Regions from separate parts of the Homo sapiens genome. Here all the other regions are linked to region 3. A link is an interaction called in ENCODE POLR2A ChIA-PET data of the cell type or tissue named here. Cell type or tissue: Panc1. All regions are shown on one strand. Each heading gives the region's core, and the rest is flanking DNA. Links, peaks and the distances in the headings are about the cores only. Region 1 has its middle 41 kb from the start of BAMBI. Region 2 has its middle 130 kb from the start of LYZL1. Region 3 has its middle 30 kb from the start of LYZL1.

Region 1 (10,971 bases), core at 895-8,894, 620 kb after region 3:
GCAATGGCATGATCTTGGCTCACTGCAATCTCCACCTCCTGCGTTCAAGCAATTCTACCTCAGCCTCCTGAGTAGCTGGGATTACAGGCATGTGCCACCATGCCCAGCTAATTTTTGTATTTTTAGTAGAGACGGGGTTTCACAATGTCGGCCAGGCTGGTCTCAAACTCCTGACCCCAAGTGATCCACCTGCCTCGGCCTCCCAAAGTGCTGGAATTACAGGTGTGAGCTACTGTGCCTGGCCCCTATCTTCTCGTTTTTTAATCTGCCCTACAACTTCCCTCCCATCTTTTTCTTTTTTATAAGCATATAAGGGCTTCCTTACTTAAAAGCTGAGTGTGGCTCTCCCCTTCCTTGATGGCAAGGGCTTCCTAAGTGTGGGACAGACCGACCTCAGTGTTTCTGAGTTTATGGGGCTCTGTGGGGCTGCCTCCTACGTAACCACCTGCATGACTGGCTTTGTTGGTGACTTGGCCTCTTGAACAACCCCTGTGATTCCTGGATCACTTTACTCTTCCTGGTGCGAGACAGTGATGGAGAAACACCTCTTCCAAGATTTTTAGTAGGAAGTAGGGAAGAGTTGTATTTTAATAAGCAAATAGTGAAAACAGCAAGACAGTAAGCTCTTTCAGAATGGTATAATTGGGAAGAGACCAATGATTCTGGTTAACAGAGCTATTTAATACATAATATGTTGGTGGGGCACAGTGGCTCATGCCTGTAATCCCAGCACTTTGGGAGGCCGAGGCAGGTGGATCACCTGAGGTCCAGAGCTTGAGACTAGCCTGGCCAACATGGTAATACCCCATCTCTACTAAAAATACAAAAATTAGCCAGGCATGGTGGCGCATGCCTGTAGTCCTGTAATCCCAGCTACTCAGGAGGCTGAGGCAGGGGAATTGCTTGAACCCAGGAGGCAGAGACTGCAGTGAGCTGAGATCACCCCACTGCATTCCAGCCTGGGCAACAGAGAGAGACTCCAGCTCAAAAAAATAAATTAAAAAAATACATAATATATTAACCAATAATTTTTAGCAAATATTTATAACACTAAGACTGTAATGAAAATAGGTGTGATCTTCTGATGACTGAGCTAGACCATAAGTTGCTTGAGAATGGGGGCCATCTGCGCATCTCCCAGAGCCCTCCCCTCCCTTATTGCTGATCTGTGTGGCAGTTGCCTCTCCCTGGGGTCACCTCTGTGAACATCCAGCGTCCCTGTACTAAATGGATGGAGTGAAGCACTTGTTACCAATAACGATAGCAACAACAATCACATATCTCTTCGAACACTTTCGCATACATTCTCTCATTTGATTCTCACAACCAACCATGCAAGCTTTATAGGGAAATATTTCCATCTGCATTTTACAAATGAGAAAACTGAAACTCAGAAGGTTAAATGACATGACTGCAACTCTAGTCAATGAGAGACCCAGGACCCCAATTCTGTGGGGCTGGGAGTTTGTCCACTTCTCCTCTGAGCTCTGATGCTGGAAGGCAAAGCCCCATCAGCATGTGCAGAGATCACATGGTGAGAAAGGAAGCCAGAGAGAGCCAAAGGAGGTGCCACACTCTCTTTAACAACCAGCTCTCATGGGAACAAATAGACTGAGAACTCACCAGCCTCCCCCCGACCCCCTCATAGGGAGGGATCGACCCCCATGACCCAAACACCTTCCATTAAGCCCCAACTCTGACCCTGGAAATCCAGTTTCAACATGAGATTTGGAGGTGTCAAGCAACTATATCCAAACTATAGCAATGCTCCACATCACTAATGATCAGGGAAGTGCAAACCAAAACCGTGAAGAGATACCACCTCACTGCTGTTTGGATGGTCATTATATATGTTAAAAAACAACAACAGAAAACAACAAATGCTGACAAGAATGTAGAGAAGTGGGAACCCTTGTGGACTATTGGTTGGAATGTAAGATGGTGCAGCTGTTATGGAAAATAGTATGGAGGTTTCTCAAAAGCTTAAAACTAGAACCACCATATGATCCAGCAATCTTGTTTCCGGCTATTCTAAAAGAATTGAAAGCAGAGTCTCAAAGAGATACTTGCACTTCCCTGGTCATTGCAGCATTATTCCCTATAGCCAAGAATTGGAAACAACCTAAATGCCCCTCAAGGGATGAATGGATAAAGAAATTGTGGTAATACATGTACAATGGGATGTTACTTTGCCTTAAAAAAGAAGGAAGGCCAGGTGCAGTGGCTCACACCTGCAATCCTAGCACTTTGGAAGGCCTAGGTGGGTGGTTCACTTGAGTCCAGGAGTTCAAGGCCAGCTTGCCAACACGGTGAAACCCTGTCTCTACTGAAAATACAAAAATTAGCTGGGTGTGGTGGTGGGCGCCTGTGATCCCAGCTATTCAGGAGGCTGAGGCAGGAGAACCGCTTGAACCCGGGAGACAGAGGTTGCGGTGAGCCAAAACGGCACCACTGCACTCCAGCCTGGGCAACAGGGGAGACTCCATCTCAAAAGAAGAAGAAGAAGAAGGAGGAGGAAGAAAATTTCTGCCATATGCATGGATGAACTTTGAGGAGATTATGCTAAATGCAATAGGCCAGTCCCAAATCAACACACACTGCATGCACAATTCCGCTTATATGAGGCAGCTAAAGTAGTCAAACTCATAGAAGCAGAAAGTAAAATAGTTACCAGGAGCTGATGGCAGGGGGAAATGGGAAGTTGCTGTTTAATGGGCATAACATCTTAGTCATGCAAGATGAAAAAGTTATGGATATCTGTTTTACAAAAACATGCAAGTAAATAATACTGTGCTATACACTTAAAAATGTGTTAATGGCTGGGTGTGGTGGCTCACCCCTGTAATCCCAGAACTTTGGGAGGCTGAGGCAGGTAGATCACCTGAGGTCAGGAGTTCAAGAGCAGCCTGGCCAACATGGTGAAATCCTGTCTCTACTAAAAATACAAAATTAGCCAGGCATGGTGGTGGGCACTTGTAATCCCAGCTACTCGGGAGGCTGGGGCAGGAGAATTGCTTGAACCCCGGAGGCAGAGGTTTCAGTGAGCCGAGATCCTACCACAGCACTCCAGCCTGGGCAACAAAAGCAAAAACTCTGTCTCAAAAAAAAAAAAAAAAAAAAGTGCGTTAAGAAGGCAGATTTCACGTTAGGTGTTTTTTATCACAATACAATAATGAGGGTTAGCTTGAACACTAATTTTTCACCTATTTTCCCCTTATTGAATTGTAAGCAATTTTCTTCTTGTCATTAAATATCTTGGAAAACAAAACAAACAAGTCATAAATTGTGAAGTAATATTCGTAATACACACATCAATAAAAAAAGAGGATCTTCCCTATAGAAAGAGTTTCCTAAAGTCAACATTTTATATGATCATTTTTCACTCATCAGATTACCAATATATAATAAGAATGACAGTGCCTGGGCCAGAAAGGGTGTGACAAAGGGCATTCTCTTCAATGTTGCTGGCCAGATTAATTGGTCCATACTGCTGGAGGTCAGTTTGGCATTGTCAAAAGTCTTAAAAATAGATATTCCTTTTGGCCTAGCAATTTTGCATCTCAGAATTTCTCCTGAGCACTAAACAATCAAGTAATGTTACATATATAAGAATGTTATCTAAAGCACTATAAAAAATTAAGAAAAGCCTCCAGACTAGCTTACTGAAGTAGGCCAAAAAATTTTTTTTAATTAAAAAACTTTTAAAAAAAACCAACCTTGATGTCTAACAACAGGTGGTTGTCAGGAAATAAATGATGATATTGCTGTACTTAGAATAATATGTGGGCAGTAAAAATCATCATGTGGTTCTATGTTCCTTGACATGCAATGATATCCATCTATATGTTAAGTGTAAAGAGAAGTTAACAAAACAATATGGATGGGATGATTCTAGTTTTGTAAAGATATATTTTGTTTGTATAAGTTAACTAATTAAAAAAATCTGGAGATATATCTGTGTGTATATATATACATACATATATAAACAATGGTTATCCTTGAATAGAATAAATAAAGGATGTTTTATTTTTCTCCTTACACATTTCAATATTTTTCAAGCAATTTTTTTTCTTTTTTGAGACAGGGATCTTGCTCTGTTGCCCAGGCTGGAGTTCAGTGGCACTATCATAGCTCACTGCAGCCTCGAACTCCAGGCTAAAGTGATCCTCCCACCTCAGCCTCCCGAGTAGCTGGGACTAAAGTTGTGAACCACTATGTCCAATTTTTTATTTTTGTAGAGATGGGGTCTAATTATGTTTTCCAGGCTGGTCTCAAATTTCTGAGCTCAAACGATCCTCCTGCCTTGGCCTCCCAAACTGTTGGGATTATAGCTGTGAACCACTGCATCTGGCTTTTTTTTTTTTTTTTTTTAATGAGCATGTGTTTACTTTAAATTGGGGGTGGTTGCAGTGGTAGTAACTTTCCACTTTGAAAAAAACATTTCACAAAAACATAAAAAAATAATTGTGGTCCTTCTACATGAAATGACTGAGCAGTTACCAAAAATCCAATTTTGGTTTTGCATTTTCCCCCAAGACGGAAAGCTCTGTTTTGTCTACAATGCTCCTGGCAGAGGCTATGTTCCCTGCGTTCCCCTGTGTCTTCTCCCCAGCCCTTCTGAATACGTTGGCTTGGTTCAACCTAAATAACAATCAGCTAGTTCGACTCTAAGTCCTTGGAGCAGAAGGTGCAGATTAGTTTAATCTCATAAATAAACTAATTCCTCTGGAAGCAAGGACAAGTCACAGCTTAATTCAGATCTTCTTCCAATCAATGAAATCTTCGCTGGTGTGGACCAGGTGATCCGCTCAGGCTAGCAGCCCGATGGGTAAGGACACATGAGTCTCACCAGGACCCTGGGACCCCAGCCAGTAACACACAGTACTAGTACCCTCACAGTGGCCATGTAATTTATCATCCAAACAGAAACTGGTTTTTTTTTCTTTCTTTTTTTTCTTGAGACAGAGTCTTGCTCTGTCACCCAGGCTGGAGTATAGTGGCATGATCTCGGCTCACTGCAACCTCTGCCTCCCGGGTTCAAGCAATCCTCCTGCCTCAGCCTCCTGAGTAGCTGGGATTACAGGCATGCACCACCATGCTGGCTAATTTTTGTATTTTTAGTACAGACAGGGTTTCACCATGTTGGCCAGGCTGCTCTCGAACTCCTGACCTCAGGTAATCTGCCCGCCTCAGCCTCCCAAAATGCTGGGATGATAGGCGTGAGCCACTGCACCCATGATAGAAACACTTTTGAGAGGGAAATTTAGGGTTACTTGAGGTGCCAGTTCAACAGACATAAGTGGAACATTGCCAAGCAAACCAGGCTGCAGGGTCGCCCTCCCCAAGATGCTCATGGCTTTTAAGCTGAGATGAAGGCCTGTGGTCAGTGCCTACAGAAGCACAGTCCCACCTGCTCTGCCCTACTCAGGAATTCCTGAGATATAAGAGCAGTCAACCTCACTGGATTTATGGGTGACTTTGGGGTCTAACAGGGAGGGCTGAAAAAGAGCTCAAAAAACAAAGGTGGGTTCTTTATCTTATTTCACAAGCCTGGTTTTGTGTGTTTGGCAGGTGTTGCAGTAACCCCCTGACCGGAACAGCCCAGTAGCATGCCTGGATAGAGAAACCCTGCTCCATGCACACTTGCAACACAAGCCGCCCTGAGTCCGTGCAGGCCTGCAGGTACAGACAGGACCTCGTGGGAGGTCACTCCTGCAGCTTCATGGGCACTGTCATATCCAGTCTAAGGCTGGACCCTGCTCTCTGAAACCTCACTCAGTCACTTTCTTTTTTTCTTTCCTTTTTTTTTTTTTTTTTTTTTTGAGACAGAGTCTTGCTCTGTTGCCCAGGGTGGAGTGCAGTGGCACGACCTTGGCTCACCGTAACCTCTATCTCCCAGGTTCAGGTGAGTCTCCTGCCTCAGCCTCCTGTGTAGCTGGGATTACAGGCACCTGCCACCATGTCTGGCTAATTTTATATTTTTAGTAAAGACAGGGTTTCACCATGTTGGCCAGGCTGGTCTCACACTCCTGACATCAAGTGATCCACCCTCCTTAGCCTCCTAAAGGGCTGGGATTACAGGCGTGAGCCACCGCACCTGGCCACACTCAGTCATTTTCTAAAGGAGCTTCTCTGAAAGACTAACATCACTGCTCCTCCCGATGGCTTGAGGGACCAAGACTAGAGGTGGAAATAGGGTCCCTCCATTGGATCACTGGGCCCTTCATGGATGCTGTGCTGCTCCCCACAGCCCCCGGTGCTGCAAGGTGCCAAGAGCGACCTGTGCCATCCACAGCCTCCAATGCAGCACCAAAGCTATAGGGTACCCTGTGCAGAACCGGGAAACCTCCCATCTCACTTACTGCCAACTTTATTCTTCTAAAAATCTTGGAGTCATCCTCAACTCCTCTCTTCCTCTGAAACCATACATCCCATTCAACAGGCAGTTCTATTGAGCTGCCTTCAAAATCTCCCAGGACCCTGCCTCTTGTCACAATGTTGCTGCCTTGCCCTGGTCCAAGCTACCAGCAGGTGTACCTGGGTTACGGCAGTAGCCTCCTGAAGGGTATCCCTGCCTCTCTCCTCACCACCACCCCCATTCAATCTGTTCTCAAGACACAGCCCTTGGAAATGTAAGTTAGATCACGTCACTGCCATGATCAAAACCCTCCAATGGGCATATCTTGCTTAGGGTGAAAGCCAACGTTCTTACCAGGCCTCCAGGCCCTGTACCATCTGCACCATGTGTGCCCTGTTACCTTTCTCCCCTTCTCTCTTCCTCATCTCCACACTGGTCACTCCATTGCTCCACACACTAGTAGTCCTGTTCTAACCTGGGGACTTTGTGCCAGTGGTCTCCTCTTATGTATGTATTATGTATTTATTTTTGGAGACAGCATCTCCCTCTGTCCCTCACACCCAAGAGCAGTGGTACAATCTGAGCTCACTGCAGCCTCGAACTCCTGGGCTCAAGCGATCCTCCCACTCCAGCCTCCTGAGTAGCTAAGACTACAGGCATGTCTAGCTGAATTTTTTTTCTTAAAATTTTTTGTAGAGATGGGGTCTTGCTATGTTGCCCAGGCTAGTCTTGAACTCCTGGGTTCAAGTAATCCTCCCGCCTCAGCCTCCTAAAGTGCTGGAATTACAGGCATGAGCCACTGTGCCAAGCAGTTTCCTCTTTGTGACGCTCCCTTAGCAATGGCCAAATCAAGTCTTGGCATCAATGTCACCTCTCAACCAAGTCTATTCTGACCACTCCATTTAAAATTGCAGTTGGTTCTTCTGGCCACATGCACATCTGGATTTTCTTATCCTGTCCCACTCTATATCATTTCCCACCTCCTAAATGACCACATAATTGGCTTATCTATTATATTTACCATTTATTGTCTATTCCCCACTGTGGAAGCTTGTGGGTTTCATGATGGCAGGGGTTTGTTACCGTTGTTGTTCACTGATGTATCTATCCTAAGTACCTAGGACAGTTTCTGGCACATAAGTAGTTGCTCCATTAATATTTGTTGAATGAATGGGCTGAGTGCAGTGGTTCATACCTGTAATCCCAGCACTTTGGGACGTCAAAGCGGGCAGATCACTTGAGGTCAGGAGTTCGAGACCAGCCTGGACAACATGGTAAACGCCCATCTCTACTAAAAATACAAAAATTAGACAGGAATGGTGGCACGCGCCTGTAATCCCAGCTACTCAAGAGGCTGAGGCAGGAGAATCGCTTGATCTCGAACTGCAGTGAACCGAGATGGCGCCGCTGAACTCCAGCCTGGGCAAGAGAACGAGACTTGGTCTCAAAAAAAAATTTTTTTTGAATGAATGAGCAAAAAATCCGTCTCTCTTTACCAATAGGCATGACACCTTGTCACTTGGGCGTTGAAGCCACTATGCTTGTGCTCCTGCCTGTGAGTCCTAGAGTCTCTTGTGAAAATATTCCTTTCTCCTAATTCATAGGTACATCTGAATCTCAGAGATAATTGCACGACTGAAATTAAACTGGTCCCAAAGATGGAAGAAAACAGGAGAAAGGGCAGGAGAACTCCCTGAATGCAGCCTCTCCGATGTGGCTCCGTATCAGAGAACACATAGGCGGTAAAATCCGGGCTTAACCTCCCAACCACCCAATGACTGCTTGGGCAGGTGAATGACAACCCCACAGGGTTGTGGCTTTGTTTGGTTATAGAGATTATTATATACAACCACCTAATATATGGTAGGTATTTGATAAATGATTGAACCTTTTAATCTGCCTTTTCAGCCCAAGAAGCATGTTTGTAATTGCCATTACAAGGTGGTTGGGCATTTCCGAGGCTCGTTACCATTGACTGGGCACCACCAGCTTGCTGGGTAGCTGCTCCTATCTGAGTCATGCATGGTAGCCCTGGCTAAATAAACAAACTGACCTGGAATGGAAAGCTGAAAGATAAGAGAAATGTAGCGCGTGAAACAGTCTGACACAGTTTTGATATTTGCCCTGGCCCAAATCTCATGTTGAAATGTAATTCCCAACTTTGGAGGTGGGGCCTGGGGAGGTGTTTGGATCATGGGGGTGGATTCCTCATGAATGGCTCGGGCTATGCCCTTGGCGATAAGTGAGCTCTCGCTCTGAGTTCACACGAGATCTGGTCATTTAAAAGTGTGTGGGACCTCCCTCTGCCCCCACCCTCAATCTCACTTGCTCCTGCTTTTGCCGTGTGACATGCCTGCCCCCGCTTCACCTTCCGCCATGATTGTAAGATTCCTGAGGCCTCCCCAGAAGTCGAGAAGATGTCGGCATCACGCTTCCTATACAGCCTGCAGAACTGTGAGCCAGTGAAACCTCTTTTCTTGATAAGTTACCCAGTATCAGGTATTTCTTTACAGCAATGTAAGAACGGCCTAACACACAGTCATTGATGCAAAAACAAGTGACTAGTTAATGATGTTAATTCTCTTGATGACTTCTCTTTCCTTTTTTTCTTTCTTTTTTTTTTTTTTTTTTGTTTGAGACGGCGTTTCGCTCTTGTTGCCCAGGCTGGAGTGCAGTAGTGCCATCTCGGCTCACCACAACCTCCACCTCCCGGGTTCAGATGATTCTCCTGCCTCAGACTCCCGAGTACCAGGGATTAGAGGCATGTGCCATCACGCCCGGTTAATTTTGTAATTTTAGTAGAGATGGGGTTTCTCCATGTTGGTCAGGCTGGTCTCGAACTCCTGACCTCAGGTGATCTGCCCGCCTAGGCCTCCCAAAATGCTGGGGTTACAGGCGTGAGCCAACGCTCCCAGCCCCTCTTCATGATTTCTAATTGTAGAAAGCAACAAATGAAGATGCAGTAAAGAGACACACACACACACATATACACACACACATATGCACACATTCCTGGTTCAAATTAAGCACTCTCAGGTGTTAACTGTGAAATCAACTTATATTGCCTTTTCTCTCAGGAAGATTTTTCAAGTTTCCTCCTCTTAAGGTTTAAAAAAAAAAAGCTCCCAGGCATTGGTTACAAAGCAGTCATTAATATGCTTGCAGTTCTGCAGAGGTAAGAGAGCACCTACTCATTGGTGAGTGCTCAACCCACTAACTAGCATCTCTGTCTTTGGCAAAGAGAAGAATGATGTGTCATTCAGTAGACTTGGCTTCTCCCAGCTGAATTTTACTTTCTTTTATTCCTCTAAGTGACCTGAGTAAAATAGCAAAGCTCAGAGTTAAGCAGGCCCATATGAATATCATCAGTCTCTTTACACGTGTTTTTCTGTTTTAATTTCTTGCTAACTCCTTAGAAAAATAAACTTCACTATCTTACTAATGCCTGCTTTTCACCCAATTATCCTAGCTGTAATAAGTACTATTTCTTGAGCACATTCTATGGGCCAAACACTGGGCTGGCACATTACCTACGTGATCTCATTAAGTTTTTACAGTCACCGTTCAGAGAAACTTATGCAGCTGGGCACTGTGACTCATGCCTGTAATCACAGTACTTTGAAGGGTTGAGGTGGATGGATCGCTTGAGCTCAGGAGTTCAATACCAGCCTGGGCAACACGATGAAACCCTGTCTTTACCAAAAATACACAAAAATTAACTGGATGTGGTGGTGCCCACACCTGTCATCCCAGCTACTCAGGAGGCTGAGATGGGAGGGTCATTTTAGCCTGGAAGGTGGCAGGAAGCAGAGATCATGCCACTGCACTCCAGCCTGGGTGACAAAACAAAACCCTGTCTCAAAAACAAACAAACAAAAAAGCCAGAGAAGGTCACCCAGTCCCCTGGTGAGGCAAGAGGAACTCACATGCACTCTGAGAGCTGATTTGCGCAGTCTTACAATTAGAAATGAGCAGGGTTGACATTTGAACTCAGGTTCACCTGAATTTCTTTGTTTTTTTTTTTCTTTTCTCTCTTTTTTTTTTTTTTTTAGAGAGAGAGAGAGACAGGGTCTTACTTGGTCACCCAGGCTGGAATGCAGTGGCACAATTACGGCTCATTGTCACTGTAAACCCAACCTCATTCCTGGGCTCAAGCAATCCTCCCACCTCAGCCTCCAGAGTAGTTGGGACTATAGGTGCACCACCTTGCCAGCTAATTTTTTAATTTTTTTGTAGAGATGGGGTCTCGCTATGCTGCCCAGGCTGGTCTTGAACTCCTAGCCACTACATTTCTTTTCACTGATTGTCTTGGCTGACAACTTGGTGCTCACTTTGGAGATTAATTCCACCTTGCCCTGTACTATAAACTCAACATGTAGAGAAAGCCCAGGTCCTCCTGTGCCAGCTGAGTTTCAGCTTGTCCCCAATCCTCTCAGGGCACTCGCCTTTCTTAGTTTCTTTGCCTTCCAACCCAGACTCTGTTGAGAATAGAGCTTTGCACAAATCCATGCAGTGAGTTCCATGTGGGCTGGAACCTTTGTGCCCCTCCACTAGGTGCTCATTGTGTCCATGGTTGTTGAACTAAGCCTTGGTCTCCTCACCCATGACCTAAC
Region 2 (10,971 bases), core at 886-8,885, 99 kb after region 3:
TCTCAATCAGAAGCAAAATCTCACTAGCATTTCTTTTACTTCTTTTTCATAGTTTCTATTTCTATACTAAAACTCTCATCTGTTTTCCTACAATGTTTACCTTTTCCACTACATCCTTTAAGCATATTTATTGATATTTTAAAATTCCTGTCTACACTATCTCTAGGTGTGTTTTATTGACTCTTTCTTCTCTTGACTATGGTTAATGTTTATTTTCATCTCAAAGTTCCCCCAAATTTTATTGCCTAACAGATATTTTATATAAAAGGACACCAGAAAGGGGAATAAATAATACTCCTAAGAAATGTCATGCCCTTTCTTTTGCCAGGCTTCAAGACTGGAGGGCTAACTCTATCTGATAGGTGTCAGTTTGGGTCTGAGCTTTGTTTCAGCTTTAGTTTGATTCAGTTTCCCACTGGCTTCAAATGTTTTGAGACAGAGGTAAGTTTTTCCCCTTCAGCAGGTTCTAGAATGTGAAAACTTGAAAGTCCACAGATTTCTTTGTGTTATACACAAAGCTGTCAGTTTTTCCAACAAACCATAGGAGATCTCCCTCTGCCTTACAGCCTGGCTGCAAAGAGATCACTAATGACCTCTCTTTGCTCTCTGTGCCTGTCCTCAAATTTCTGTTCCTCTTAAATCTGAAAGCAAGGTGTGCCTGCCCCTCCCTAATCTTTGGTCATTAAAAGCCCATAGTGCCTTAGATGCTTTTCTCTTTGCTCTCCTGGTCTGTCCTCCACCTTTAGACATCGGCTGCCTTGCACCTGGGGAAGACCCATCATACTTTGTGAGGATCTCTCTAAGCTATCTGGTCCCAGCGTTTAACATAACCACCCATGAACTTGGTGAAAACCTACATTAAAAAGCTGATAAGTGGATACAGATTTGCTCTGTGGATAGAACTCCTTGACATTCTAATTTTTCACATTATCTCACACATAGCCATTAAAACTTTCTTACAAGTTTGAAGGGTTTCTCCCTACCATCTAAAGTAGATTTCTCCTGTCCCACTGATTCTTCTTGATTTGGTTTTTAGGGCAAGAGTGGCAGACAGCTTCTTTTGACTTTCTACATCATAACCAGAAACTAAGGTCCCCTAACCCTTCCTTGTAACCCTCTGCCTCATCGAAAATGAAAAGTGCCTCTTTCTTACAGATGTTCCTGTCATAGATGACATTCCATCTCTCACTGTGTTTGCCTGGCTCCCCTGAGGGCTGGGAGGGCTGGACAGAGAACTGGGGATTTCCAGATTTGGAAGGAAACTCTGAGGTCATCCTGTCCAGGATGTTTCTTACTTGGGAACTTCTTCCTTGGGCTTTCTCACACCCAGCTACTCTTCTGTCTGTGTGTTTTAGTGTCCATGTATCATCTTCACCGTGTCTGGCTGCAGGTAACCTGGTGATTCCCACCCTACAGTGGGCTCAACTTTTTTTTCTCCCTCTGAATTTTGAACATAAAATCAAAACAACATCTAGAAAACTTTCTATGTGCCCAAGCAGCTGTGTCTGGTTTGGCCCACACTTTGGGCTGGGACTTGGTCAGTGCCATCTTTTTATCCAAAGCGGTTCTATTCATCTGAATTCAGTATCCCTGGTCTTATTTGATGATGAAGTGACTAAGTGCTTAACTTGGGTTTGGAGTTTTATTTATTGTTTTTTGTTGTTGTTGCTGTGATTTGAACTATGTCCATTTATTTTGGTTTTCTTTTGTTTTTCACTTGGTAGCCTACTGCGGCAATAAAAGTTTAAAGGAAGCTCAGCTCCTAGTTATAGCAAAACACTCTTTAATAATGACTTTTTGCATAATTAAAAACAGGACCTGTAAATTTCTGAATAATTCGTCATTTTATTGGCCAAATGGAACTGTACTATGGTTAATGCAGGAGAATCACTTGAACCCAGGAGGCAGAGATTGCAGTGAGCCAAGATCTTGCCACTGCACTCCAGCCGGGGCAATAGAGTGAGACTCTGTCTCAATTAAAAAAAAAAAAAAAAAAAAGAAAGAAAAGAAAAGCATTTACTAAGAACTGGGATTACCTGGCAGCAGTAATACAGCTACTATCACATATGAAATACCTATTATGTGTCAGGCCCTACAATAGGTGTTTTATTTGCATTATCCCATTTAAACTTCATAACACCCCTAACTAACAGTCCAAATGATTACCTCAATTCACCAACACAAAAGCTGGAAGCATCCCAAGATGACAGAGCTAGTGAGTGTGTCTGCAATGCCAGGGCTGTCAACCCCAGAGCCTTTCTCTGAGGCCAGGCTGCCTCCTGTCTTAGGGACAAATTTTTATCCTCCTTCTTCTCTCCTCCTCTACACAAAACACTCCTTAATCCAGCAAGATTCCTCTCCCATCCTGGTTACTCGGAATCCAGCTTAATACCTGCCCAAGGCAGATCAATGGCACTTTAGCTACCATCCTCATCTCTGAGCTTCTTCTCCTCCTCTTTTATCACCTCTGCTATACACTCTGCCCCCACAACAGGTGTATTCAAGTAAATGCTGTTGTAGGAGTTATTAAGAAATTATTTTAGGCAGATAGACAGGAAAAAGGGGTCCTTGGGAAGTTTTCATTCTTAAAGCAGCTCTTAAAGCCAGGTCAGCAACCTTTGCTATTCAAATGCCAGCCATTAGAAACTGGGTCCATCCAAACATGGCGATTCCCGGCCTTCTTGACTTTGATCCACATGTTCCTGGCAACATGGCCGCCCCCACATATCCCCACGTGTGTAGAACATCATGGCGCCTGCATTTGCGTACTAAATGGCTAGGGTGGGAGGGCCAGCTTTTTCAAGGGCTATGTGAATGTCATGCCTGATCAAACCAATCCCCTAAGCCCTATGCAAATCAGACACTGCCTCCTCCAGCCTCTGCATATACCTGGCTGGTATCCACCACACTTGGGATTCCCTCTCTCAGCTTTGGAAACCTCCTCCCTCTGTCTCTGTACAGGGGACCTCTTCTTTCTTTCTTTCCCCTTCTTTCTTGCCAATTAAACTCTCCGCTTCTTAAAACCACTCCAGTGTGTCCGCGTCGTTTTATCTAATTTGACTCCAGACGAAGAACCTGGTGTTCCTCCACTCTTCAGAGCTGTATCAACATGCGCCTGGCAGAGAAGGGGGAGGGTGGAGGGCTAGTTCCATGATGTGAGGGTATGGGATGCAAGCGTTCCACCACTAGTGTCTACCTGGGTAGACAAAGGCTGTGGAGAACAGAAATCAGAACAATGATGTCTCTGGGATGGGATGGGGGAGCTGGGAAGGACAGGTGGAAACTCTTGGGGTGGAAATGTCCTAGATCTTCTTTGGAGTATTGGTAATTTGGATACATTTGTCAAAACTATAGAACTCTACACTTAAAATCTATCTATTTTATGCATAAAACTATATATCAATAAAATATTTATTTATTTATTTGTGTATTTATTTATATATTTTTAGAGATGAGGTCTTGCTCTGTTGCCCAGGCTGAAGTGCAGTGTTGTGATCCTAGGTCACTGTGGCCTCAAACTCCTGGGCTCAAGAGGTCCCCTTGCCTCAGCCTCCCAAATATCTAGAATGACAGGCATATGCCACTACATCCAGCTAATTTTTTAAAAAATTATTTTAGAAATGTGGGTCTGGCTATGTTGCCCAGGCTGGTCTTGAACTCCTGGCCTCAAGTGATTCTCCCACTTTAGCCTCCAAAGCATTGAGATTAGAGGCATGAGCCACTGATTACAGCCCAAAATATTATACACACACACACACACACACACACACACACACATATATATATTTTTTTGAGATGGAGTCTCGCTCTGTCACCAGGCTGGAGTGCAGTGGCATGATCTTGGCTCACTGCAACCTCTGCCTCCCAGGTTCAAGCAATTCTCTTGCCTCAGCCTCTTGAGTAGCTGGGACTACAGGCATGCACCACCAAGCCCAGCTAATTTTTGTACTTTTAGTAGAGACGGGGTTTCACCTTGTTGGCCAGGAAGGTCTTGATCTCTTGACCTCATGACCCACCCTCCTTGCCCTCCCAAAGTGCTGGGATTACAGGCATGAGCCACTGCACCAGGCCTAAAATATATATTTTAAAAGAATGCAGGTGCTATGGCACCCAGATGGCTACCTTTCAAATGGCATGGCTTTTGCCTTTGACAGCCTGCTCCCATCCTCACACAGCCCCCTCACTCCAGTTATACTCTTGAGCCAGTTTGGTGACCCCTGATTCTCATCAAAAGAGCTTTACAAGCTTTTGGGGGAGCGGGATTCAAGGACACCAGGCCAAGAAAGAGCCATGTCCAAGAGCACCCAAGTTCCTGAAAGGAGAAGTGGGCACTGTACAGAGGCATGAATGGGGCACCTACAGTGGACAACCTTAGCAAAAGGTTCTCTGGTCCCTGTTATGACTCAAGAGGGACAGGCCAGCTCTACTTGTGCTCTTCCAGAAACCAGAAGAAGTGAGGGCAAGGGCTGTGGATCAGAGGACTTCCCACTCATCTGGCCACTGGACTCTGCCCTGAGGAGGTGAAGTCTCCATCATTCCCCTCTCCTTCCCTTCTGTGAAATGCTGGTTCTCTAACCTCAGAGGCCTCACGCCTTTGGAAGGAGTAAGTGACCAGTATTGTGAGGCTCCAGATAAAGCCATCGCCTGACTCTTGGCAAGAGTGACTCTGAGGAAGCTGGTGCTTCAGTTGCTGAACAACCCATCGGTGTCTCTGTACCACGGTGGGGTCAACCCTACCCCGGAGCAGTGGAAATCCCAGAAACACCCTTTACTCGGCCCTCCTCTCTCCTACCCCTCTGCCCACCATCTCCCAACTGGTTTGCCTTTGATCTCAACATAAAAAACTCAGGCTCATTTTAAACCTGTTGATACTCTAATGACAAGAATCGAGACAACAGTAATTAATGATGAACATTAAATGGCCCAGCCCAGCTGCCCAGCAGAAACCACAAGGATAGTCATAGTGAGTCACCAGCTCTGGCAACAGGAGTGTGCTGCAGGCTGTCTGGGATGTGGCTTTGTTATGCCCAAGGTCTTTTCTTCCTAGCACAACACCTCAGTGAGGGCCACTTTAACAGAACTGTGAAGCCTTCTACCTGCCTCCAGTTTCCCCTTTAAACAATTTCCAAGGACTCCACCAAGCTCTTGCTCCTATTTCAGGGGCCTGGGTGAGACACAGGCGTCTTCCCCCTTTTCCTCTCCAATTTCGAAAACAAACTCTGATATCAGACATTTACACCTTAGTGAGAATCGAAAAAAGAAAAATAACAACTAAGTCTAATGTGTGATAACTGAGGCAGGAGAATAGGGCCCGGAGGCAGGGAACATAAGGCCCATCCACACCTTTAGTTCCTAGAACTAAATCAAATGAAAGCACTTCAGCAATGACAGGAATGTGAATGGCTTTGTAACTTCATTTCCTCCTCTCCAGTCCCGCCATTTACACTTTGTAACTTCACATTCATCCTCTCCATTTACATAGACCACACACTCCAAGTAACAGCCTCTCCATTTACAATAGGGCAGATTCTGAGTAAATGACTCTGTGACTTCACTTCTTTCTTTTCATTTACATAGAATATTCACCAAGCAGCCAGGTTGGTGATTACACCAGTAATCCCAGCACTTTGGGAGGCCGAGGCAGGCAGATCACCTGAGGTCAGGAGTTCAAGACCAGCCTGGCCAAACTGGTGAAACCCCATCTCTACTAAAAATACAAAAATTAGCCAGGCATGGTGGCACCTGCTTGTAGTCCCAGCTACTCTGGAGGCTGAGACACAAGAATCGCTTGAACGTGGGACGTAGAGGTTGCAGTGAGCTGAGATCGCGCCACTGCACTCCAGCCAGGGAGGCAGAACGAGACTCTGTCTCAAAAAAAAAAAAAGAAATTCACCAAGTAACTAAACAGAAACCTCTAGAGTATTGAAACTCAGAAAATTCTGTAACTGGGCTCTTGAGCCCCTACGCTTGGGCCCGCTCCCACACACTGTGGAGTGTACTTTCCTTCTCAATAAATCCCTACTCTTGCTTTCCTTGCTTTGTTTGTGCGTTTTGTCCAAATCAATTCTTTGTTTAAGATGCCAAGAACCTGGACACCTTCTACTGGGAACAATAGCCACCCAACCAAGTTCTAGGTACCCAGGAGTGAATTAAAGCAATCACTCCCCATGTCAGCATCGAGGAGAAAGGCATGACATTGCAAAGCCACTTCTAAGTGTCTTGCTGGGTAATAGCTGCACAATTCATGTTCTGAAAAATAGAAAGCATCAATTTCACTGACACACTAGGCTGGGTATGGTTGATTTCTGTCTTTAGCTGTACTACTGAACCAATGTGCTTTTAATAGGAAGGCTGCACCCTTTTCTTTTTTTTCTTTTTTTTTTTTTTTTTTTTTTTGCACAATAACTTGCTTTTCTGTGCCCTGTGTACTACTCTCCTAGGGGCTCTGTGAGCTTTTATGTTTACACTGGAAAGAAATATTGAAAGCAAAGAGTTTCTTTCTGTCTTTTTTAAAATAACCAAGTACAGCACTATTCCCAATGGTCCCAATCTAAGTTGCTTTCAGTCACCAGGAAAGAGATTAAGCAGTCCCTACCAACTTTGCAGCGCTTTACTCTGAAGCATGAACCAAGCCAAGGTCAAGCTCACAGGCGGCATCTTTCATTACTGTGGGGGCAAAGCTCCAGTCAGACCCATCAGAGTGGAGGCTTCTGGTCTCCAGCAAGTCATTATGTACTTAGGATTATCATTAATTTTCTCTCCCTGAAGTGCTTCTGATGAATGTGAGAGCTAAAGCCGACTATGCATTCGCTAATAAAAGGTTCTATGTTCAATTTTCTAAAAGTGCCCTTAGAGAATCCCCAATTTCCTGCCTCTTCTAAGAAGAAGCTGAGTTTGTGCTGCCTTCATAAAGGGAGAACTGAATCATCTTGGTGTAAAAGCTTCCTGAAGGTTGGAAGGAGAGGCCCCTGGGACATTCAGGAGACTTGGAACCTTCTGGGGCCTGGCAGTGTAGATAGAGCGGTTATTATTTATTGCAGACTTAAGAACTGTACACCGATGTCTATGTGGCTCCTGTTTCTCCATCCCATTTTCCATTTGCAAGGCTTCAGTCTCCTTCCTGGGAATCTTAAACAAGCTCCTACAAGTCCTGTTGAGCCCAGCGCATAAAGCCCATTTAGCTCTCTATGATGGGGTCCACACTGCCCAGGGGGGTCACCTGACTCAATGCGTTCTTTTGGCTATATCCTCAGTTGTCACATTTGATTGAGGACATCAGCTGTCTTAGATATGGTAGGGATGGATCTGTGCATTAAAGCAGGCAGCTGGGATGCCTTTTGCTCACCAGGAAGGAAGGACATGCAGGCTCTGAGTAGGAGCAGCTTTGAGTAGACGGTGCATGTGTTCACACTCAGAGCCCTGTAGCCTGGTCTTTTATTGAGACATAGAGACTGTGAAGCATTTTTTTGCTAAGCTTTAAAGTTTTAATTAGCTTATTATCATGAGCTGGAATGGGCTGTAGACGTGTTCAGGGCATTGAAACAATGCCTTCTGTGTGGGGCCCTTTTGGAAGAGAGCTCTGGGGCTTAAGGCACAATGGCTTCCTGTGTCCCAGGGCCCTGGTATGTCCTGTTCTTCCACCATTGCCTGGGCCACTCCCAGGCAGCATCCAGGGTGTTGTTGTGGGGTTTCAGCCACTGCTATGAACATTAGTGCAATGCATTTCCTCCTCATGGCACTAATGAAGGCCAGGCTACATAGGCCGGCATTGTCCAACATCTGCCTAGATGCCTAGCTTATGGCTGCAAACAGCAGCACAGATGACCAACAGATGCAAGCTCTGCAAAGAGCTCTGTAGCTAAACAATGAAGTCCCTGAATCTCCATACATGCTGATAGAGTTCAAATTAATCTATCACACTGTGGATCTGGCAGATTCTTGTCTTTGTTTCTGTTTCATCATCCAAGTGAATACAGTAATTACACTTGGGTGCCAGAGTGTAACAGCTAGTTCTCAGCCCAATAGTCTTGGCATGAAGAACCAAAGTAGGCTCTTTAGGTAAATTGCATGGTAAGGGGAAGGCCTCTGCTCCTGACAGGAGACTTCCATACATTCCTGGGTGCTGTACTGAGTGAGAGTTGCTAAGTAGCTAACATGGGCAGTCTGACTTCGGGAAGAAGTGAGGAGTTTCTTTAGGAGAGCTGGAAGTTCAATAGCTACACATTCTGGACTGGATGAAGCCAAGACAGGCCCTATTCAGCCTCTGACACAAATGCACTCCCAGATCTTTTAAGGCACTCTCTGATCTTGAAGTTGAGGTTTCCAACTCTAAATTTGCAAACAGTTTTCTGGTGATTTGTTGGATTTTTGAAAGAATTTCAAGGATGTGGGAATCAAGACAGAGGACCAGTGAGACTTGACCCAGCTACCCCCTAATTTCAACCAGGCCATCTCCAACCTGAACTCTCTTATAGATTGTGGCTGAGTGGGATTTATTTTAAATAAAGGATTTTACTGCTTAAAAAGCACTACCATGTTATAGCTTGAAACCTTCTGGATTAAACAATCTCAAAGGCCATGCCCCATTCTAACAGTCTAAGATTTTAGAGAGTTCTGTAGTTGTAATACTCACAGGTGTCGACTGGGCACGGTGGCTCATGCCTGTAATACTAGCACTTTGGGAGTCTGAGGTGGGTGGATCACCTGAGGTCAGGAGTTCGAGACGAGCCTGGCCAAGATGGTGAAACTCCGTCTCTACTAAAAATACAAAAAATTAGCTGGGCAAGGTGGCAGGCACCTGTAATCCCAGCTACGTGGGAGATTGAAGCAGTAAAATCACTTGAACACAGGAGACAGAGGTTGCAGTGAGCCAGGACTGCACGCCATTGCACATTGCACTCCAGCCTGGGCAACTACAGTGAAACTCTGTCTCCCCCCCACAAAAAAATGCAAGTTAAGCCAGACCATTGTGGGAGCAGATCATAGCAGAGCTAAAAGACTATAGTCTTAGGGAAGTGAGAAATTTAATTAGACTCTCTCACCTTGCAGAAACTTTAGGTCCAAGACAGAGAAAAAAGGAGGGATTTTGATAGTATAATTAAGGAATTTTTTTTTGGATTCCCATTCACCAACCCTCTACCCCCTGCCAGCCTCTAAGTCCTGGTAAAGTGACTGTCATGATATTCTAGTAAGTTTGGGATACTCAGAAAAAGATGTGCTGTTGTACAATGTTGGTCAACAGTTTTTTGTTCTGGATTGTCTGACAAGTCCAGGTAATCTCTTACTAATTCTTTTCCCTAATAGCCTCTACCTCCAGCCCATTCAACTCTTGTCCCTTTACTAACCTGAACAAATCAATAGCTAGTCTAACACCCACAACTTTAAAATTTTACCTCCTAAGGAACAATTTGACACTGTAGTAATATTTATGACTCTAAAAGCCAGCCTATTTTATCAAACGATTGGTTAGTTTCAGGAAGCTCTTTGTCATATGTAACATCAAACAACAGATTGATTGGCTTGAAAACAATTTTCAATTTAATTCCTTGGAAGTTAGGTAGACACAGCCTACTTTTGGGAATAGCTGTCAAAAATGCTGTGTCATTAAGGCATCATGTGTTCAGTATTGAGTACCAAATATACACATTTCAGGCACAATAGGAAATCTGATACGCCCTTTGGAAAAGGAACAGGTAGAACTAAACCTTTTATCTCTGCTAGGATGTGATTTACATGGTACTTCTATGCTATTGCATATTCAGTTATAATGCTTTGGGAGATAATGAATCTTTTTCATTATTGTAGTTGTGCTTGAATTCAGTACTCAGGGCCAGAAACACATGACACTTAATGCTTGCTTTAAGATAAAACCATCGGGCCGGCACGGTGGCTCACACCAGACAATCTAGAACAAAAAATTGTTAACCAACATTGTACAACAGCACATGTCTTTCTGAGTATCTCAAATCTATTGGAATATCATGACAGTCACTTTATCAGGGCTTAGAGACTGGTAGGGTGTACACGGATGGTGAATGGGGGAAAAAAAAACTCCTTAACTGTACTATCATAATCTCTCCTTTTTTTCTCCTTCTTGGAGCTAAAGTTTCTGCAAAGTGATGAGTCTGCTTTAATCCCAGCACTTTGCGAGGCTGAGGCAGGTGGATCACCTGAGGTCAGGAGCTTGAGACCAGCCTGGCCAACAAGGTGAAGCCCCGTATCTACTAAAAATACAAAAATTAGCCCGGCGTGGTGGCATGCGCCTGTAATCCCAGCTACTTGGGAGGCTGAGGCTGGAGAATTGCTTGAACCCGGAAGGCAGAGGTTTCAGTGAGCCGAGATCGAGCCATTGCACTCCAGCCTGGCGACAAGAGCGAAACTCTGTTTAAAAAAAAAAAAAAAAAAAAAAAGATAAACCTGTCTTACTGTAGAAGGGAAAGAACTATAAGTCCAGTGACACAGATCCCAATCCCGGATATTACAGTGTATCTGCAGAGGGAATTGCTCCATTTCTCTTGGTTAAAAGCCTTGCTCAATCGTAGTTAGGAGCACAAGGGTGGAATCAAACAAAGCTGGGTTTGCATCACTTATACAATGAGTGATTCCCGAGCAAGATACTTAACCACTCCAAGTCTCCGTTTTATCCCCTTTAAAGTGGGCATAATAATTATACCTATCTCATGAGGCTGTTGTGAAGATTAAAGAACATAGAGTGAGTGCTGAGTAAATGTTCATTATTCTTAGTATTGTACCTGATTTCCTATAAAATGATTTTGTATAACACTACTTCTAATATTATTCTCCATTTTAAAATTCTATGATCCTCAGGTCTGTGGAGATCAGGCTTACTCCTCTAGAGTTCAAAGCATCCAGCTGGTCCTGGGAGCTGTGCTGAGGATAGCCTGTTTCCGTGTCTTCTTACTGGGGTGACTACAGTGAAGTCGTTATGACCTGCCTTCAGACACTCAGAAC
Region 3 (10,971 bases), core at 1,093-9,092:
GTTTCACCACGTTGGCCAGGCTTGTCTCAAACTCCTGACCTCAGGTGATCTACCCACCTTGGCCTCCCAAAGTGCTGAGATTACAGGCGTCAGCCACCATATCTGGCCCAATCTTGTTATTTTTTATGGCTGCATAGTATTCCATGGTGTATATGTAACATATTTTCTTTATCCAGTCTATCATCTATGGACATTTAGGTTGATTCCATTTCTTTGCTATTGTGAATAGTGCTGCCATTAACATATGCATGCATGTGTCTTTATGATGGAATGATTTACATTCCTTTGGGTATATACCTAATAAAGGGATTGCTGGGTTGGCAGTTCTGTCTTTAGGTCTTTGAGGATTCACCACACTGTCTTCTACAATGGTTGAACTAATTTACACTCCCACCAACAGTGTATAAACATATAACACATATTTTTTAAAAATAGGCAAGAGGAGATGAAAACCAGGTTTAGTATTTCTTGGTGTCATTTCCCACTTCCTCCATTTATGTTGCTTAATTCAACGTTGGCATGAGAAATGAACCAGAATTGTTAACCTTGCACCCCCATGAGCAGTCTGCTCGGTTGCTCTATACCTTGGCATCTTCCTCCTTGAGAAGGGCCTGTGTCCACAGACAGCTGTGACATGGCAACTGGGCACATTGGTCTGTCGGCCTCTTGAGGGCAAGAGTCATGCCTTGTTCATCTTTCTGCCCCGGCATACAGCATAACGCCCTCAATAGTAGCTGCTTATTAGATGGCCGCTGGAGGAAAAGTCTGTACCTCTACTCCATGACGAGGCCCCCACCCTTCTCAAGTCTGTTTTCAGGGTGCAGCTCATGGGAACTCTTCCCTGAGGATAGCACGGTGCAGAGAGAAGACCAGGAACTGTAGGCGGAAGTCGCTGTTCACATGAGAGCACCTTGGACAAGTGTCACATGGGCAGACAGCTGGGCCATGGGTTGGGAACAGAGGTGGAGCACAGGAGTGTGGGGAATTTTCACCAGGTTTGCCTGCATGAGATGGGAAGCCATGGAGTTTTCACAAGGCTGTAGGTCTGTGGCCAGCATTTGAGAGAGTGGAAGAAGGAAACAAACAAATAACTCCTTCCCTCCTTCCTTCCTTCCCTCTCTCCCTCCTTCCTTCCTTCCCTTCCTTCCCTTCCCTTCCTTTTCCTTCCCTTCCTTTCCCTTTCCTTCCTTCCTTCTTCCCTCCCTCCCTCCCTCCCCTTCTCTCTTTCTCTGTGAGATGGGAAGCCATAGGCTTTTCATAAGGCTGTATGTAATCTGTGGCCAGCATTTGAGAGAGTGGAAGAAGAAACAAACAGCTTTCTTTCTTTCTTTCTTTCTTTCTTTCTTTCTTTCTTTCTTTCTTTCTTTCTTTCTTTCTTTTCTTTTCTTTCCTTCCTTCCTCCCTCCCTTCCCTTTCCTTCCTTCCTTCCTTCTTTCTTTTCTTTTCTTTTTCTCTTTCTCTCTTTCCCTCTTTCTCTCTTTCTTTCTTTCCTTTTCTCTCTCTCTCTCTCTTCCTCCTTCTCCTCTGGGCAATCAGTTGCTACCAGTTTCAAGTCTCTGTCCCTTTTCAACCTTAGATGGCTGCTGCAGTGGAGTTGGCTGCTGCTGAAGCTGAGAGGCCCTGGGATGGCCAAGTGTTTGGCTGACTTTCAGTGACTTGGGGCCATTTTTATGAAACCCTTGAGAGAGCTCCTTACCAACACCTGGCAGAATTCCAGATGCCACTCATCCCCTCTCCCCAGCATCCCTGTATTGCTCCTCTTCTTTCCACCTTGATTGTTTCCTTCATTTTTGAAATATTTCTTTATTTTCTTCTGCTCCAAGGTGCAAGATTTCCAAAATGGCACCATGGCAACGGTGGAAACTCTTACTGCCTGTAACCACAGAGTTGGAAGGAGGAGAAGGGTCAGGTGTGTAGGGAGTGTTTTTAAAAGTAATATTGATGGCAAGAGTGGGGTTTTCATGAGGCGGCCCCCCTTGACAATTAGTACTTGAGTGATAACTGGGAAATGTCGAGTGCAGGGAGTCTGGGGTGAAAAGGCAGATGGAGAAAGGTCAGTAAGAGGCAAAGGATGGGCTTGAGCAGCTGGTGTTCCCAGCAATGTCTGAACTTGCTCTCTAGAAGAAGAAAAACCAATACTGTCCTCTAGGTCTTAGACCTCTGTCAGTGAGGGAAATGAGATTTCTCTCCACTGGCACATTCAAAAGAGCTACCTTCAAAGGAGCAATGGTAGAAATAGGGTCAAGGGGGCAGAATGTGTTTTGACTTTCCATGGTCCTACTCCAATTCCATTAAAATTGCCTTTGCCCTTCAGGAACTGACCTGGTCTGGACTTCACACTTGGGACCAACCCAATGTCTTAGAACCTGAAATCCATCTAGAGCCTCCACAGGGCAACTTCACTATCACATTCTGCCATTTTAGCTAAATTTCAGATATACCAGGTATATTTTCTGCTGCAAATACTACCCTGGGAAGGAATTCTTAAAAAGCAAAAATAAATAAACAGGCTGGGCATGGTGGCTCACACCTATAATCCCAGCACTTTGGGAGGCAGAGGTGGGAGGACCGATTGAGCTCAGGAGTCCGAGACCAGCCTGGGCAACACAGTGAGACCTCATCAAATTAGCTGGGTGTGATGGCATGTGCGTGTAGTCTCAGCTACTCAGGAGGCTGAAGTGGAAGGATTGTTTGAACCCAGGAAGCTGAGGCTTGCAGTGAGCTATGATTATGCCGCTGCACTCCAGCCTGGGTGACGGGGTAAGACCCTGTCTCAAAAACAACAACAATAACATCTGTTCATGATAGCTTGTTGTCACTTTGTCAAGCAGAGAATAGATTATGAGAGGACATAGATCATGAGGTATAGAGAGAGGAGGGTGGTGACACAGAAAGGCTGAGATTCTGGTGGCCCCTCAGTGGGGAGTCAGTAGCAGCCGGGGATCAGCTGGCAGATCCCTGGGAGGGCCAGGGCTGAGTGGACAATGGGGAAAGCCATGGACTGTGGCCGTCCCTGCAGAAGCATGGCCCTGAGGAATCAGCCTGCCTGCTCCAAACTGGCGCACGCTCACTTCCACACCCGCGAAGACCACACATGTCAGGAAGGGGCCTCAGGTAGTAAAGTCTGCATACCCTTTCTGGATACAATGGTGAAAAGCGGCATCGGAGAAAAGAAAATTTCCTTTCATGAGTTGTCTTTTAAGTTTTTCCTAATTAAAAAAGTCATAGATGTTGAATGCAAAAATCAGTGGAAAATATGAAAAAGGATATATGTATATGTTCAAAGCTAAAAGCAAAAAGAAAGAAAAACACTAGCAACAATGTAGTATATTTCACATTTTAATTCATTTAATGCAATTTTCACTTACATTTTATATATACATATTTTTAGAGACAGGGTCTTGCTCTGTCACTCAAGCTGGAGTACAGTGGTGTGATTATAGCTGACTGCAGCCTCGAACTCCTGGGCTCAAGTGATCCTCTTGCCTCAGCCTCCTGAGTAACTAGGATTACAGGTGTGCACCACCATGCCCAGATAATTTTTAAATTTTTTGTAGAGACATGGTCTCACTATGTTGCCCAGGCTGGTCTCGAACTCCTGGCTTCAGCCTCTCAAAGTGTTATTGTAAGCATAAGCCTCCACACCCAGCCTCATTAAAAAAAATTAAGGCCAGGACTGGTGGCTCACAACTGTAATCCCAGCACTTTGGGAGGCCCAGGTGGGCAGATCATGAGGTCAGGAGTTCGAGACCAGCCTGGCCAACATGGTGAAACCCAATCCCTACTAAAAATACAAAAATTAGCTGGGCGTGGTGGCACACGCCTGTAATCCCAGCTACTCGGGAGGCTGAGACAGGAGAATTGCTTGAACTGAGGAGGCGGAGGTTGCAGTGAGCTGAGATCACACCACTGCACTCCAGCCTGGGTAACAGAGAGAGACTCTGTTTCAAAAAAATAAAAAAAAATAAAAGCACCGCTGGTATGTGTCAGGCTTTGTATTAGGCACTGGGAATGCAATGAGAAGCAAGATTAAGGTGGTCTCAGTCTTCAGTAACAGAAATAATTATGTACTGTTTATTCTATCTTGTAGGTTCTTTTTTCACTTAATTATATGGTGACAATTTTCTTATACCAATAAATATTCCTCTACAACATTATTTTTAATGGGTACATATGACTTCATTTTATAGATTTACCATTATTCATTTAACCAATCTCTTATTGTTAGACACCTAGGTTTTTGAATTCCTCCCTTTTTATTTTGACAATATACTGTTAAAATGAACATTCTTGAATGTATATTTTGTTTCTATTATTTTTTGTTACTTTAATACCAGACTTATTTTAAAAGCTTTTTAGATATTTAGTGAAAGATTATTCATCCAGAATGTTCAGGCATGGCTGTTCATGAGCTAACGATATTGCTAGAATGTAAGCATCTTATTCCAAATAGTATGCTTATTAAAAAAATAAAAATGTGCCTCTGCCAAATGTCTTCTAAATGCATACTCTTTCCCCATTTTTATGTATTAAGGGATTTAACATATATTGTATATTTATGTTATGTTTTCTAACAGTTGTGAACTTCTCAATCAGTTAAAAATGCTATTTGCTACCAAGTAGTAGAGAGCTAGGTTTATGTTATCTTAAACAAATATGGGTTCATTTTTTTTTATACAACAAGAAAACTGAGGACTGAAGAAGGTTCTCAGTGTTGGGGCTAAAGTCTCTATGATATTCTTGACTTTGCCTCACAGTCACAAAATGGCTGCCCCTGCTCCAGGCTTTACCTCCTCAGTCACGTTGGGAAGAAACAAAGAAGTGCCCCCAGAGACAAAAGCAAAGACTGTCCCAGAAGCTATAACAAACTTCTTTTTACAACTCTTTGTACAGATTCACATCACATGGTCAACCACGGCTACAGGTGTGGAAAGTAAGTATTGAGATTTTTATAGCTTTTATGATCAGAATGAACTAGGAGGAAGAGGTTCACACATGGTGGTTGGGACAGCCAGCCAGCGGTAGCTGCCATGCCCAACCACAACATATGATGGCCACAGGACTATTCCAGTGCTCCAGTTACCAGGAAAATGGCTTTGATGTCACTGAATTGTCCTTTCAATCTGGACTTTTGGGTCATTCATACCAGCACCATGAGCTTTATATTAGAGAAGGGTGATCATTCAAAAATTATCTTAGAAAAGAATACAGTAGGACAAATACAGTAGAATAACTACAAAACCTTGAACACATTTTATATTCTCACCCACAGGGTATGAGAGGGTTTGCCTTTCTACATTGCCCAATCTGGGCATTAGCATTATTTTAAATGCTTGTCAATTTGATAAGAACCAAATAACAACTCATGGCTTTTGTTATTAAGAGATGAGGTGTCAGTCTGTTGTCCAGGCTGTTGTGCAGTGGCATAATCATGGCTCACTGCAGCCTTGACCTCCCAGACTCAAGCGATCCTCCCATCTCAGCCTCTTGAGAAGCTGGGACTATAGGCGCATGCCATCATGCCTGGCTAATTTTTTTATTTTTATTTTGTAGGGACAGAGTCTGGCTTTGTCACCCAGGCTGGTCCTGAACCCCTGGGTTCAAGCGATCCTCTGGCTCCACTTCCTAAAGTGTTGGGATTACAGGTGTGAGCCACCATGCCTGGCATAACAGATGGCTTTAATTTTCCCTTCTTTGATTATTAGTGAGGTTTTTCGTGGTTTTATCTTCTGTGTGTATGCCTTCTCTTATGAACTGCATGTTCACCTCCTTTACACATTGTTCTCTCTCTCTCTCTCTCTCCTCTCTCTCTGTGTGTGTGTGTGTGTGTGTGTGTGTGTGTGTGTGTGTGTGTGATGTAGAGAAGGTTTGTTTTGCATCCCCCACTGGTCGTTTTTTTCTAGTATGGTTTCTACCTCTTGTGTCGTGCTTAGAAAACCTTCTCTTCTCGTAAAACAGCTATACAAACAACTAAATTTTCTCCTTTGATGATTTTATTTTAAATCCTTATTTTTTTTTTTTAGTCCATCTGGAATTTCTTTTGGTGTAAACCATGAGGTAAAGCTCTAACTTCGTGTTTTCTAGGGTCAACCTGTTATCCTGGCACAACTTAGTAATCATCTATTCCCCTCTAAATGACCTTGCTACCTTTATCATACGATACTGAATTTGGGGGGATCTGGTCTCAACATTCTACTCTGGTCCATTGACTTCTTTGTCCATTCTGGGGCTACTGGCATATTCGTTTAATTACTGCAGCTTTGTAATAGCACCTGGCACTGCAAGTCTACTGCTAGTCTTCTTGTTTGTCTTCTAAAATACTTTATTGGATTTTCTCATGTGTTTAGAGCTCCTCATTATTCAAGGTGTTAGTATGAATTATGGTCGGTTTAGTAAAGTCAACCCTGAGCAGCCTGGGAAAACTGTCTGCTCTCTTGGCCTTGGGTGCCATAGATTAAGGAACCATTCCTGGATTCTTGTCTACCGAGTATTTTTACAAAGTTGACACTTGGGGTGAAATTGCTGGACTGTTCCCAGAAAAGATTGACCTCGAACTCATGAAAGCATCTGGGAAAAGTTGACAAGGAGTTCCAGTCATCAACACATCCTGAGTTTTCTCCAGAAGGGGATTAGTTCATTCATTCATTTTTCTCCTGAAAACACTAAGATCCTGGCTTCACCATCTCACAGAGACATGGCCAGGATGACACAGACACTGGACACACATTGATGTCACTAGATCCTTTTTTCCTCTGGCTTCTTTCACATTAAAGAGTCTCTATTTTTAGTACAGGACGAAGGGTATTTATAGCTGTAGTTTTCCAAAGATCAGACACTGTGCCAGGTATGTGGTTAAGACAAGGGGCACCCCGCCTGATAAAGTGCCATGCATTCCCGGGAGCCAGGGTGATTTTTCCTCTAATGACACTTTCCTGGTGGCTTCCCTGCTCCATTCCATCATTTTGATCCATGTGCCAAATTCCTGGGCTTGACACATGTAAAGAGATAATTCACATGATCCCCAGCTTGTTTTTGACTCTGTTTCTTAAAAAAATGCAGTAAAACTTTATAGTATGACCAGCATGACTCAATGTTGTTTCTGGATTTCAAAATATTGAGGTTAGATGTGCTAATGGTTTGCTCCGGAGCTACTTTTACAAGGCAAAGCCAGGGCCCCTCTTGCCAGCACATCCGAGCAAGAAACAGCAATGTGTTCTCAGCGCTAACCTTTCCCCCCAGAGCACGCCATGTCTTCAGCTCCAGAACCCGGAGAGTGCAGCTGTGGAGTAGGAGTCAGCCCTCGTGTATCACCTCCCACTCCAGATCGTAAATAAAAATAAAACGTGATTCCAAGTAATCTTGTGCTATTTCTGCAATCCAGTTGGGAGCAATGGAGAATGCATCTTTTTTTTTTTTTTCTTTTTCTAAAAGCATCTCACTGGAGCAGAATTCTCCAGAAATATTTAAATATCTGTCTTATTCTCTTTGCACATTAGCTATCTGATTCAATCTCCCCCTTTCTCTTTTATTATCTCCTTTACCCTAATGGCAGGCAAGGTCAAAGAGAATGAACTTAGTTGCTAGAAAATAATCTCCTTGTTTTGACAAGAAAAGTCTTGGTTTCTCTGAGAGTTTTATTTTCTACAAATGCCATAGCATTTATCTCACAGAAAGGAACTGTTACAGATCCCCAGAGTTCACCTTATCTCCTAAATAAAACCCTTTATTTATGAAGCGAGCCTTGTGGTATGTCTGGACTCTGCTGTTAAATTTTTCTTCCTTTTAATGTAAAGAGAGAGGACTTTGTTTCCTACCTTAGGGGGATTTACTCAACTTGCTCAATAGCTGGCTTTAGGCAGGACAGCTCACATGGGCACTAATGAAAGTTACATTTCTGAAAACCTCTGCAAAAATAAAAACAAAACAAAAACAAACAAAACACTTGTCCACTTGAGCGTTTCTCAATGCCTTTTCCTTTGAACACTTTTATTTAAATTCCCCTTGCATTCAAACTTCTTTGGAGTTCAGGTGTGGGAAGGCGGAAGACTGGGTAAGGGTGGTGGTCATGGAATCATATTGTTTAAATTAAAACCTTCTGGTGCTGAAGTGGCATGTCTGTCCCCCTGCGAGTCACTTGCACATCTCAGTAAGCAGCTTTGGCTGTCTTAATATTTTGCCTAACATCTTCCGTCAATGTTCCTGTTTCTAGACAAGCTTCTGTGTGTTTCAATTACATGAATTACTGGGATTTGCTTGGAAACAAACTTTTCATGACATTTAGTAAAGCTGAGTAGGTGGGACTGTGGGCGAAACCCTCTTGAAGTTTGCGGTCCTTCCGTAGGACACACGGTTCATAAATTGGAAATTAGATTGGCTCGTGGAGAAGGTGGGGTAACAAAAAGAAGGAGTTGAGCTACAGGCACCCCTGAAATCTTTCCTTTAATTGGAAATGGAAACATGCCATGAGTCACACAAGACCCTCCTAGTCTGATTCAGAAAATTTACAAGATCCCAGCTAACTTCGAGTAGTGGGTCCTGACCCCCAAATCAGGGCAATTGAGCACATTAAACAAAGCTCACCATCTCAACCCCTCACAACCCCTACTGTCCAGGCTCTCTCCCTCTCTCCCTACATCTCCCCAACAGAGAGGACTGGCAAAGGAAATAAGGTCTTCCAGATGCCAAAATGTGACATTACATCCATTAAAGTCAGTGTCTGAGGAAGGAAATGAGTGTCTTTGACAGGGTGGCTAATGGAATTTGTATTAAATGGGGTGTCACAGAATGAGACTTCCCCAAGTGACATGAAGTGGGCATCCAATCTCTATGGCCTCCAAATTTTCACCTATAAAATGCAATACATTTTGCCTCTCTGCAACTTACAGATACTTGTGAACAAATTAAGAAGCTTCTCTTTAAAAACTAGAGCTGGGTCTTACTCTGACATGATTTTAATATTGGTATATCTCTTTAGAAGGGAAGAAAATATTTATCCAAATTCCTCGTCTGGGGTGCATTGGATTTCAATTTTTTATCCACTGATTTTTTCTTTGATATATAAACTTTTCCCAGATAAAACAATATTACTTTTGCTTATCATACCAGATGTCCCAGTGTTGGGTTCAGAAATTAGGGTTAATATATAAAGGATGTACATCCTTCTCTGAATATATGAGTGTGTGTGTGCATACACGCTATTTAAATCACAGATGGTTCCAGCTGGCATCCAGAAACAGAATCACACTGCTGATGTAATGATAAATGAAAACTAATTTGCAGACCCAGAGTACAATTCAGCCACAGTGAATGCCTTTTTGTAAAATTTTGAGGTGAGTTCTCCCTATGTTGCCCAGGCTGGTCTCAAACTCCGGGGCTCAAACAATCCTCCCGCCTCAGCCTCCCAGTGTGCTGTGATTACCGGTATGAGCCATCATGCCCAGCCCCAGTGAATGCCTTTAACAAAGGACGCCAACTGCTTCTGGTTGTTTTAATTACGCCGACCTTTTAGATGGCCTGGGAGTGCTGTTACTATTCAGGTGGCAAAGAACCCATTGTCTGCGATCTCGCCCAGTTGATCTGAGCTTGAGTCAGGCATGAGCTTTCAGTCTGTGAAAAAGAGCTGAGAAATGGCAGGCTCTGGGGCTGGTGGCCTTTTGGGCCAGGCTGGAGAGAACGTCACCCCCACCCCTCGTCCTGCCTCTGTGGTCTGCTCCCTGGGGGCCCTGATGCTATCAGCATTCTTGTCAGAGTCTGTCTGGGTGACGGATGATTAATGAGCTGTAACTACAACTATCTTTGACAAAAACCAGCAGTGCAAGGGTTGGGGAAGTTGGGGGTGGGGAGCATGCAGGGAGCTTATCTATCCTCTGGTCCCCATAAAAATGTCTGGGGAAGTTCCCTTCCGTGCAGCCAATCTAACTGTGTGGATCAGAGCTTTTCTGGGACAGAGCATATTTACTGCAGGCCAAGTTTTGCAGAAATTTTTAAGGAAAGAAGGGGATTTAAGGTCTTCCTCTTCTCCCTCTTCTTCTCTCTTATTCCTTCTGTTTTTCTATGAAAAAGAACTGAGGAATGGCAGGCTCTTGAGCTGCCTCCTCCTCCTCCCCATCCTCCTCCTCCTCTTCCTCCTCCTCCTGTTCTCCTCCTCCTGTTTTCCTTCTCCTGTTCTCCTCCTCCTCTTCTCCCTCTCCTCCTCTTCCTCCTCCTCCTGTTCTCTTTCTCCTCCTTCTTCTTTTCCTTCTATTCTTCCTCCTCCTTCTCCCCCTTCTCCCCTTCTTCCTCCTTCTCCTCCTCCTTCTCCCTTTCTTTCTCCTTATATTCTCCTTTTTCTTCTTTTTGTTCAAGGTTTCCAAAGCAGAATCAGCTTTGGTAACTCTGAGCTGGTGTGCTGTGACTTATAGGAGAACATACACGTCTCACTCCAAAGGGGTGTCAGAAGCTGTGGAAGTGGATGAATGGGAAGTTTGCTTTGAAGAAGCTAATTGTCAAGATTCATTTGCTATTCAGGTTCTCCTCTTGCTGGCCTGGGCAGTGTATAATTTGTCCCAGTAAGGAGCTGTTCACTTTTTAATCAGATTGAAGCATGCTTCATTGCTATAGGTGTCCTGCTGAAATCCAACCCGGTTATATTTCACTGCCAATGTGGGCAATTACACGAGCCATTTAATATATACTTTTGTCCATGAAACCACTTGCTGTAGAAACTCCCGCATTAGAAACAGCTTGTAAATAATCTGCTGCCTGAGCATTTCACCTGCTGTAATTTCTCCTAAAACCACAGCATATCTACTTAGTGACAAGTCCAAGTCATCTGCTGCACAGCTTAGGTCATCCAAGGGTTGACAGCAGAGATGTCTATTTCAAATGACAACTCCAGCTGACTTCAGCCCAAATTCCATCCCTTTTCCCTATTGCTGAAAATGGTCTGCTCTCTTTGCAACGTATGCAAGCTATTTTTCCCCCTTTTCTCTT

Evidence for each region. Peaks named below come from ENCODE experiments on the same cell type or tissue, not always from the same donor. Only the 100,000 strongest peaks of a DNase experiment are listed, where the experiment ranks them.
Region 1: POLR2A ChIA-PET joins it to region 3 with 16 read pairs; 3 of 35 experiments call an interaction of 5 or more read pairs at or near these places.
Region 2: POLR2A ChIA-PET joins it to region 3 with 14 read pairs; 5 of 35 experiments call an interaction of 5 or more read pairs at or near these places.

The regions. Positions count from the first base shown.
Region 1 is chr10:28,631,382-28,642,352 of GRCh38, reverse strand. No RefSeq gene overlaps it. Among named protein-coding and RNA genes, the nearest start is that of BAMBI, 41 kb to the left of the region's middle. In Panc1, for the core only: no CTCF peak of the experiment used is centred there; no DNase peak of the experiment used is centred there.
Region 2 is chr10:29,154,225-29,165,195 of GRCh38, reverse strand. No RefSeq gene overlaps it. Among named protein-coding and RNA genes, the nearest start is that of LYZL1, 130 kb to the left of the region's middle. RefSeq lists an enhancer at 5,075-5,750. In Panc1, for the core only: no CTCF peak of the experiment used is centred there; a DNase peak (open chromatin) is centred at 4,944; H3K27ac peaks cover 2,074 bases.
Region 3 is chr10:29,253,507-29,264,477 of GRCh38, reverse strand. No RefSeq gene overlaps it. Among named protein-coding and RNA genes, the nearest start is that of LYZL1, 30 kb to the left of the region's middle. In Panc1, for the core only: no CTCF peak of the experiment used is centred there; no DNase peak of the experiment used is centred there; H3K27ac peaks cover 4,038 bases.